2 separate regions of the Homo sapiens genome follow, and region 2 is linked to region 1. A link is a loop called in an ENCODE intact Hi-C map of the cell type or tissue named here. Cell type or tissue: psoas muscle. All regions are shown on one strand. Region 1 overlaps TCF4 (transcription factor 4). Region 2 overlaps TCF4 (transcription factor 4).

Region 1 (5,000 bases):
TCATCAAACCATTCTGAAAATATGTTTGAATTGATGATAGGGCCCATGCTAAGAGACAAAGCTTTCATTTCAACGAATCCAATCTGCCTAGTGTTGTGTAAAATTGCCTTTGCCTGTAAATGGAATGGCATGCAGATTTTAGGTAGGACACTTTCTCACCCAACTTAGCCTGTACTCTATTTCATTTTTTCCACCATTACATGAAGCTTCACATAAATGACAACTTGACTTAATCCTTAAAGTGGCTGGATTGTGTGGTCTATTTTGATTAAACTTTTTCTTGTTCTTAGTGTAAATTTTCAGTAATGCCTAAAATGTCATGAGCATTTTGGGACATAAATCCTTTAAGCTATTTTGCAGTCATATAGTTGTTCTTTGGAGGGTTTGAGTGCTTTCCTAAACTCCTTCTCATCTCTAAATAGGCAAAATAAATTATAAATTGTCGAGAACATTCAATCACTCTTCGGATGAGCAGGCATCTCCTAAAGCTGGGGAAAGTATCCATTTTCAATATTTTGAGTAAATATAGTTGATTCTTTATAATATTTGTACTGTATCAAAAGATCTCAAAAACTGTTATAAATTACCTAGACTTAAGGAAGAAGACATGATTAAATAATTCATTGGATCAATAAAACCAATCTGCTTTTTTCTGATGTGGTGTGATGAAGTTTTTTTTCAAATGGGGTAGGTGGGCCTCAGTGCTGTGTATTATCCTTTTGATTCTATTGGTTACTGTCTTTCTCTGCTCCCCCCTTAGTTGTTGTTTGATATTTTTGTGCTTTTTGTTTGTTTTGTTTTAAAGAAAGGAAAGCTGCAAGCCATAGAAAGTTAGGCTGTGAGTTAGGAATTCTGAGTTTAAAGCAGGGAGCCTGTCCCTAACTTTGTGTTTAAGTTGGTGTTTCAGTTATGTTGCCAGTGTAAGCTTGTGACCCTTACAAATGTACAATTTCATTTGGGTTCAGTGATTCCTGGATGAGTTTGTGATATAGGATGCCAAAGGCTGTGGAATTTCTTTAAGACACAAAATCTTGAGACAGAGCTGATTCCTTGGAAGCTTGTGGGTAACTAGAGTCTCATGTTAACTAATCTGGAGGGGGCTAAGAAAAGTCTTCCTACCCACTTCCAATTAATTAATTTCTAACATTTCCATCTAATCATGACTTTGTCGAGTGACACACATCTTTTTTCCTCACAGGCAAGAAACTCACACACAAAATTTCTATTTCTAATGGCAGACAGTTGGGGTGCCGCAGCCAAGCAGTCACCCTTAAAAATTAATGAGCGTAATGATGGTTAGAAAAGCGATTCTGATGGTGGTTGGAGAGGGAGGGGCCATGGGGATGGCAGAAGGAGGAAGACCGGACTCCTCATAAGTGACAATGATGTGAGCCCCTGTCCTCATCTCCCCTCCCATCCCCCCTTCCGCCCAGTCACCACCCCTTCCATCCTCCTCTCTTTACAGGAGCCAAAGCAGATAGAAAGACAGGGCGATTATGAAGACGTCAGTTGGAGTGTAGGCAGGCGAGAGGGGCGCAGCGCCCCAGATGAGGTCCGGGGGGAGCTGAGGAGGGTCACTCATGGACGACCGTGTGTGTGTGTCTGACAGACTGTGAAATGGTGCGTTGTTGCACGGCTGCGCTGCACCTGGGCCCTTCATCTGTGATTGATTGGTTTGGTCATGTGTAATGGTCCCATCTGCTCTGTGTTGTTTTTCTTTTTTTACTTATAAACACCGTTCCCAGAGGCTGAGAGAGGATGAGCTATGTTTTGTCATCTTCACTTACACTTTAGCTCAAAAAAGTGGTCAAGTAGGTAAGCTCTAAAGTCTGTCCAAGTAATGTAGTAGGAAAGTACGGTTTTTCCCCTTTGCTTGATTGTGTGTGTGTGTGTGTGTGTGTGTGTGCGCGCGCGCGTGTGCCTCTCCTGCGCACGCGTGTGTGCGTGGAGTTTTAATGCTGCCTGTTAATATCTGAATAGTTCGTGAACCACGGAAGACCAAAATATCGCAGAAATGATTTGCACAACTCTGTGTATTGTGACTCTTACTGCAGTGAGGATTTTTTTTTGTAACGGAGCCAATACTTAATTAAAACCGCTGACATCATGGTGTTATAATTAAGCGTGGCATTAATTAAGCTGGAATAACGATTTTTTTTTATTAAGAACTGCTTCTATTGTATAAGACCATTATCGCCTAAAAACAAAATAATTTTAAGGCAAAAATAAATTTGCTTTAACCTAGCCCTTTTCAACTTCCCCCAAAGTCCGGCCTCAGGACTGTCATCATCAGGGCTCCGAGTCTGTGTGTGCGTGTGTGTGTGAGCATGTGCGTGTGTGTGTGTGTGTTTGGTGGTGTTGGGTTGGGGGAGAGTGGAAGTGAAATTTGTTTTTTTTCACCCAAAAATGCTGATCGGCTCCTGGCATTCTGATGGCTAATTATGCATCGGAGAGCTTCGACAGCTGCATTCATCATCATAAAATGTAATAATTAATGACATTCCAACAAAGAAAAATATGCAAATGAGGACTCATTAGCATTTTCATATTCAGCTTTGATAATGCTTTTGCTGACAAGGTTGTAATTAATGAAAATTCATGTCGCAGTCAGGAGATTGGATCGGTTTCATTCCGCTCACAATTCCCAAATGCTTGCATTATGGAAAATCGGCGGCTCTGCCAACTTTTCAGGGAAGAAAAAAACACACACACACACTAAAAGCACCAGATGCAAATTAATGGTAGGGAGTCTTTAACTCTTTAAACCACCCCCCTAAATTTCCATCATAGGAAACATGTGATGAGTGTTAGCCTAAGAACTAGATTCTCTTTTTTTTAATAATAGGAAAGTACTTTTATTTGTGACCCAAGTATGAGAATTTCTGGCAAACTTTTTTTTTAATATTAAAAAAAACCCCCCAAACCCTCCACCTTTTCCCTTCTTTCCTTTTCCCTTTCAAGACTATTTAAATGTACATAGTAAAACATGTTAGGACAGCCAAGCCCCAGCATGTTGTGTTCTGTCCTCTGGCTGGCAGATTCACGCCACAACAGTTTATTCATCCACATGCTTTTTGGCGACTCTTCATCACGTATTTGGGCTTAGATCTTCTGGTGCCTCCCTCGGCGTGCTACCCATAAGGTCGAAAGAAAAGCAAGTATTCGATTTCTCTATTCAGGGTGGGTTTTTTTTTTTTTTTTTTTTTTTGGATGATAGTGGTTTTTTTTTTTTTGTGCTTTTTCTTTTTAATCTATTCCCTTTGTGGTTTAGTGTAAGAGTTTGAGAATGTGCCCATAATTCTCTCACTCAACACTTCTGGTTTAGTGTTGTTCTTCAAATGTAATTTTAGGAGACACTCTGCAATCAAAATGGAAACCCAGAAACCCCAGAGCAGAGATATCGACAAATATTTAACACAGAGAGCTGTTAATTTATGAAAGCCTCTGTGTGTTGCTTTCAAAATGTGGAACTTTAGGTTGGCAAATGTACACTTGATGCCAACCTGGTACCATGTTTGACAGACAAGCCTGAAGTTAAACTGAAAGTTCTATCTGGCCCTCAAGGTTAGAAAGAAAAACTTAAACAGAGTCTGACTTCATTTTCTATTTGATCTTTAGGTTAAAAAATGATGATTATTAAAACTGGTCTTTTTGCTGAGGCAGATGTTTTAATAAAAGGTTTGTATAATGATTAAGAAAAAGGGAAAATAGAAGTGTACTTCTTTATAAATTATAACGTTTATAAGCATTTTCACTCTCAGATGAATAAAATGACTTCTGGGAGTTCCTAAGATGCAGTTTCCTGTTTATTTAAAGTTAAATTGTAATTCCCAAAGTTGCTAGCCCAGCATAAATAAAGATTATAATACGCCTTGTTAAGGGAAGAGAGAAACTTTGATATGCGGGGCCTTATTTTTTAGAGTATTTCAGTAAAACAGAAAGAATCATCAGTTATTTCACGAAAATTTTAAAATAAATCTTTTTTCCCTTGTATGTGATTAAGAATGACTGGGTTTCATTCCTTGTTAAACTCTTGGGGTTCCAAGAAACAGAATTTTATTTCAATCTCTTGCTTCTTCCAACTTTTATTTTGTCACAGTTTGTACATGAACCTGTGTGTGTGTACACAGGCATGTGTGTAAATGTGTGTGTGTCCATGTCTAAAGATTATGGTGGCTCTGTCCTCTCTCCTGTAAAATCTATTGTGGTAAAATAGCAGGCAAAAGAAGGTTTTACTTTTTTTTTTTCCTTTTAGTTTATTTCTTTTTTTGTGTGGGCAAACTGCCCATCCAGATGGTAGAATTTCACCTGTAAGCAATCTGAAACGATAGGTTAATTCTGACATTTTATAGAGCTTTTTTTATTTTCTTTTCACACAGTACAACTAAGTGCAGAATAACTGCTCAAGATAATGTTTCTTTTTTTTTTTTTTTTCTTTTAAAGCGCTTTCTGCTGTGATTGGTTCTTTTTTCCCCCAAATCTGAATTTGGGGCTCATTTAAAAATCTGTGGCTTTAGGCACTTTGCTGTTATTGTCAAAACCACATCTAATGAAATCTTTGACCAGCTTCTAATATGTGTAAATGAGGAAGTGATGGCAGAAGTGAAAAAGCAGGTTAGTCGCCGAGAAGCAGATCCTTGTAATTTTATAACGCTGAACGTTCCACTGGCTTTGATAAATTTACTGTTAGTTTTCTCCTCCCACCAAATTCACAGATGTATACCAACTCATAACTTCCCAAGTAATGCCTAGCATGGTATTAGCCCCCGGAATCCTGGGACTTGCTTTTGTTGTCAGTGTGGTTAGCCTCTGGTGGCTTATGTGACTGAGTAAACTGGAGAAAAACTTCAGGGTGATTCGTTGTCCCGTGATCAAGGAATCCCATTATTTCCAAAAGCGGGTTAGAAGATGTTTTTGGAGTAGAGTGTGGAAGGGAAAGGGAGTATTGGAGATTGTTTTTACACATAATCATGGTAATCATGCTGTGTTGACAAGTTAGT
Region 2 (5,000 bases), 150 kb before region 1:
AACTGAAATGCTTAACATTTTTGACAGCATCAGCAAATTATCCTTACCCTACTATTGTAATGAGGAAATCACTTAAATAACAGATGAACAGCCAAGTCACATAAACATATATAATAGAACTATGTAATGAAAGTTTATGCTGTTAATTGCTCGAATCTGTCTTAAATGCTTAGAATCATGGAGCAGTAAAGACTGTCATATAAACAGTTTTGTTTTGAGCTTAAAATTATTCCTTTTTGCTTTCATCTGCTATGATAAACAAAGTAATTTTGTAAGCTTTAAAGATCAAACATTTACTCCTAATGGTAAACTACATTTTATATTGGAAGTTTGCAACCTCGTCCAAGTCATAGAGTTGAGTCCTGGTGGCCCCAGGCCTGTGATTTTCAACGTTTAGTATTATGATGCTATTTAGATCTGTTCCCATAAGCCAAGATAACAGATCTTAAGTTGCCTAATAAGGAACATGGTGTGTTTTGAAATGTTCTTCAGTTTACAAGTCTTAAACCAAAATGTTCTTGGCCAAACCTTTAGAATCTATATGTAAGTTGAATAAGTCAGATTTTATACAGACATAGCATGAAAATGAAGCTAAGTAGGAACAGAAAAATCTGCCCTTTCTTTATTATTTTTTTTTTTGTATTTTATGAGCTATTTTTTATGGCCAGGTGTTTGTTCTTCCAAGTTAATTAGATAGTGCTAAGTATTAGAAAATGTAAAATACATTACAGATTTTTTAAAAGGTTATTTTTGTTACTGGTTTCTTATTACTCTGGGTAAAATTTTCACAACTGACCACCAGGTTTATTAGCTTATATGTGAGCTACCCATTTTGTACATTCGTGAGCCAATTGACTAGGAATAAGGTATGCACATGGGTTTTATGTGGATACTTTTGACCCATATCTCTCTTAATACTTAGGAGAGAGATATAAGAGAAATAATAATTTAATCTTTGGAGAAGATTAACACTTTGTTATAAGTTATATATAGGTAAATATATATATATATATTTATATTAGACTTGCAGGAATAGTGAAAATGTTGAAAAGGTTGTCATGTTTACTTTCATTTCAAAGATAAAGGCCCAGTTAATCAGCATATCAAATACCCAGGTGTGTTTAAAATCAGTTTATGTGGGTGAATTTCAGGGCTGTAAGAAAGTATTTTATTTAAAGGTGCAGCCACACGATTGATTGTTCAAATGGGTGCTTTTGTACTTTTGTGTGACAATTAACATTTAATGAATGACTTTCTGGACTGGCATTGGTGGTAATTACTATATGTAGTTTATTAACTGCAATCCATTGTTGGATGTGCCTTTATTGATTTGTTTTGCAAACACCCCTTCACATGTGCGGCAGTATTTGTGCAGCCGTATTTGTACGTTACTTTTTAAAGAACCTGTTTCACTTGCTGATGCTGACATTGCCTCTAAAAATGTTAGTTTATAAATTCTCATGTGCCAGAATGTCTCTTTGATCCAAGTAATTTTAGCTGAAATACAAAATCCGTCAACTTTTCTGCTATAAAAAGTTTGCATTCAAATCCTCAGGGAATCCCAAAGTAATGACACAATATTGTTTTTCAAGTAAATAATTTATGGAAATTTACATTTATAAGAGACTTTAGAGATGCTCTATTTTTTAGGTAAGGAGCCAAGGTTCGGGAGGGTTAAAAGTCTTTTGCCCAAATCATGCAGTTGGTTATTGGCTGTAATAGGACACAAATACACATGTCCTGACCCTCTGGTCAAAGACCTCATGCTGCTTTTAATTAAGGCTTGGACTCAATTCGATGGTACCAACTGTATATTTCTTAAGAAGGGAAAAATGTGTATAATCTACCATTTCTGAAAAAATTATTAAAAATTGAGATTGTGAAAGATGGACGTTGTAATCCAGCCCACTTGTCATCACGTGTTCTAATTTGGCCAAGGCAGTTGACAAATAACTGTTAAAATGTATTGTGTTATTAAAAATAACAAAGTAAGACCCATGATTAAATATCAGGGCTGTAATTTAATCTTGGGGGATCTGGTGCTGTTCATAAACCATTTGGCTTTTTTCTGTAACGGATGACGTCAAAATCCAGCTTGATTGAATTATGACCCTGGGTTACAGCAGCACCTGCTGGTGCCTTTTTACTTCATGGCCTGTCAGCATTTCCATTACAAACTTTTTTCTCTGACATTTTAAACTTCAAATAGTTAAACTGGACTGATGGTTGGCATATAAACTTTCTGCTCCTTGGGAAAAGACCACTTGCTCAATAAAAACAGAGAAGGTGGTGACAAAGCCCCATTACAGGATACCCCTTAGAATGTTCTGCTTTGCTTTAATCTTCCATTCATTTAAACATTCTTTTGGGGGGTACTTAGCTGAATTGCAAGGCATCCAAATGGAAGGTTTTTAATCTCAAATTTCCCATGTGAAGACTTAAGTATGGGGTGTTTACAGGACTGGTAAAGTGCAAAAAGACCTAGCATCTATGCAGGTTATTGAAACTCTGGACAATCCAGTTTTCATACAGTGTGTAAAATGCTGAGGAGCAAGCCATGAAAAACATGCAAATTGGCATACCTTGTCAGTAATTGCTTTTATATTCACTTAAGATGAGTAAAAATTGATAATGATTATGGTTAGAAAAGTATCTTTATTTATATTTATATCTGGAGACTGGTAGCATAGCTTCAGTTTGTCCCCTTGGGTTTTAATATGTTGGGAATGGAGATGGGATGTTGTTTGCATCTAGCTAGTCAGCTTTTCATCTATCTAGTCTAATTCTGATTGATGGATCATCATATATATATATGTATATATACACATATATGTATAAATATGTATATACATATATAAATATATAAACGTATATATACATTTATATAAATATATAAATGTATATATACATTTATAAATATATAAATGTATATATACATATATAAATATATAAATGTATATATAAATATATAAATGTATATATACATATATAAATATATAAATGTATATATAATATATATATATATTTAGTACCTGCTATTCTCATATCTCCATGTTAGCAATTAGAGGACATAGAGGGCTTTATGGAAGAGAGAACCTTCTCTCAGAGGGCATATATTCTAACACAGGGGTGTCCAATATTTTGGCTTCCCTGGGCTACACTGGAAGAAGAAGAATCATCTTGGGCCACACATAAAATACACTAACGATAGTTGATGAGCTGAAAAACTTTTGCAAAAAAACCTCATGTTTTAAGAAAGTTCACGAGTTTGTGTTAGGCTGTAGGTTGGACAAGCTTCTTCTAACAGGAGAAAATAGAAAAGTAAAAATGTGATTAACATCTAGCATTGGGAAGACACAATAATGTGGGAGTTTAGAGAAATGAAAACTTATTTCTTTCATGGGGAAATTAATAATGAAGGGTTCATGGAAAACTCAATTCTAATCCTTGAAGGAATGGTAGAATTTTGACAAGTAGGTAGTGAGACTGAGCGTGCATATCAGGATCACTGTGAACCAAGCACAGATGAAAGAAACTGGAAAGGGTAGATTAAAGAGAGCTCCCAGAAAGAGAAGTTTCTTGGCTCTAAAGTGGAGTCAACTCTGGTCTAGACACATGGGATGATTTCCAGGCAAAAACCCCTGTCTTGGTTGCCGTTTATTTTCTTGACTGAGTTTGCGTTTCACTCGGGGGTGTTACCGATTATAATCCAGTTCCATCCAAAAGTATATGTTTTTAATGGTAGTGTCGGGATGGAAATTGAAGATTTTGTGTCCCTACTTCCCAAAATTCTTCCTATAATATCACTCAGCAGTGGAAACTTTCTTGAGCCAAATGAAGCTGCTTTGGAGAAAATTGTTCATGTAGCCAAATTCTGGAAATCTAGGTTCTTTTGCAATGTTTGCTGGTAAGTAGCTGTTTCATATTGAGGAAGTGGTAGAATCTTAAAGGCTGCACCTCAAAACTAAACAAAATCGAAACTCACCAGTACAATTCAAGAGGGGTTTTCACATTTTTTAAAAAGGAATACTGCTGTATTTAAAACATTTTAAGATTGCAAAAATTCATCATTATAATTTTTATTATCATCACTGGCATCACCATGACCAGTGTCACATTGTTTGGTCAAAAGCTGGAATGGAAATGTGATAGTTATCTTTGCCATATTATATATTGAGAAATGCGTTTAAAACTTTTCCGGAGATACCGTGATCTTAGCAAAAACTAATGTAATATTTGTAAAAACATTGTGAAGTGGCCAGATATACCTTTTAATGAAACTGACCAGAAGTACATCACAAATAGAAAAATACACGTGTGTGTGTATGTGTATACCATCCCTTCCCCCAAATATTGTTCAGATTAAAGTGTCTTTCTCTCTGTGACCTGCAAGTATCTTAACTTAGCATGTGTGTCCAATTTCCATAGTGAAGCCAAAAATTCAAATGATGGTTGATATTGGCTTAGGAAGAATTTATTAATGAATGACTGTGCTTGGTATAGAGTAAAAAAAAAAATTTATGACAAAGAGGATATTCTAGACTCATGTAAAAGATTTCAGTTAAGAACCTATGAATTCCTCAACCTTTTTCTTCACTTTTCAAAAAGTAAAGGATTTATATTGGAAATATTTTGCAACCCTACAACCTGAAACTCAAAGCTTTGGTCAGCAGGTGGTAATAATATTTCCAGGTTGAATATCCAATTTCATACATAACCCAATTTGTAAGTTTGAAAAGAAATATTAAACGATGTCAGTTTTAATGCTTGTTTGAATAATTGTTCTTTGTTATGTGCCCTCTTGGACATTATTGTCCACTAGTGCCCCAAACCATTGAATGCTTTTCTGTTCTCTTATGGCCACTGTGATTCTTCAATCTAGTTACTTCTAACTGCAAGATTAATTTTCTTCTGACATCTAATTTTCCCCTGATTTTATTAACATCTTATTATTCTTTTTCTGGCTCATTTTGAACAATTTCTCTTTTATATGGGGTGTA

The links. Peaks named below come from ENCODE experiments on the same cell type or tissue, not always from the same donor. Only the 100,000 strongest peaks of a DNase experiment are listed, where the experiment ranks them.
Region 2: a loop joins it to region 1, with 7 times the contacts of the local background. A loop is called at or near these places in 67 of 110 quality-filtered maps.

The regions. Positions count from the first base shown.
Region 1 is chr18:55,420,334-55,425,333 of GRCh38, reverse strand. All of the region lies in intron 5 of TCF4 (transcription factor 4), which reads left to right. Among named protein-coding and RNA genes, the nearest start is that of TCF4-AS1, 30 kb to the left of the region's middle. RefSeq lists an enhancer at 1,486-2,940. In psoas muscle, no CTCF peak of the experiment used is centred here; DNase peaks (open chromatin) are centred at 1,913, 2,313, 2,673 and 3,083; H3K4me3 peaks cover 3,676 bases; H3K27ac peaks cover 4,499 bases.
Region 2 is chr18:55,575,094-55,580,093 of GRCh38, reverse strand. The region is part of intron 3 of TCF4 (transcription factor 4); the gene reads left to right. Among named protein-coding and RNA genes, the nearest start is that of TCF4, 11 kb to the left of the region's middle. In psoas muscle, a CTCF peak has its summit at 2,115; no DNase peak of the experiment used is centred here; H3K4me3 peaks cover 4,053 bases; H3K27ac peaks cover 4,665 bases.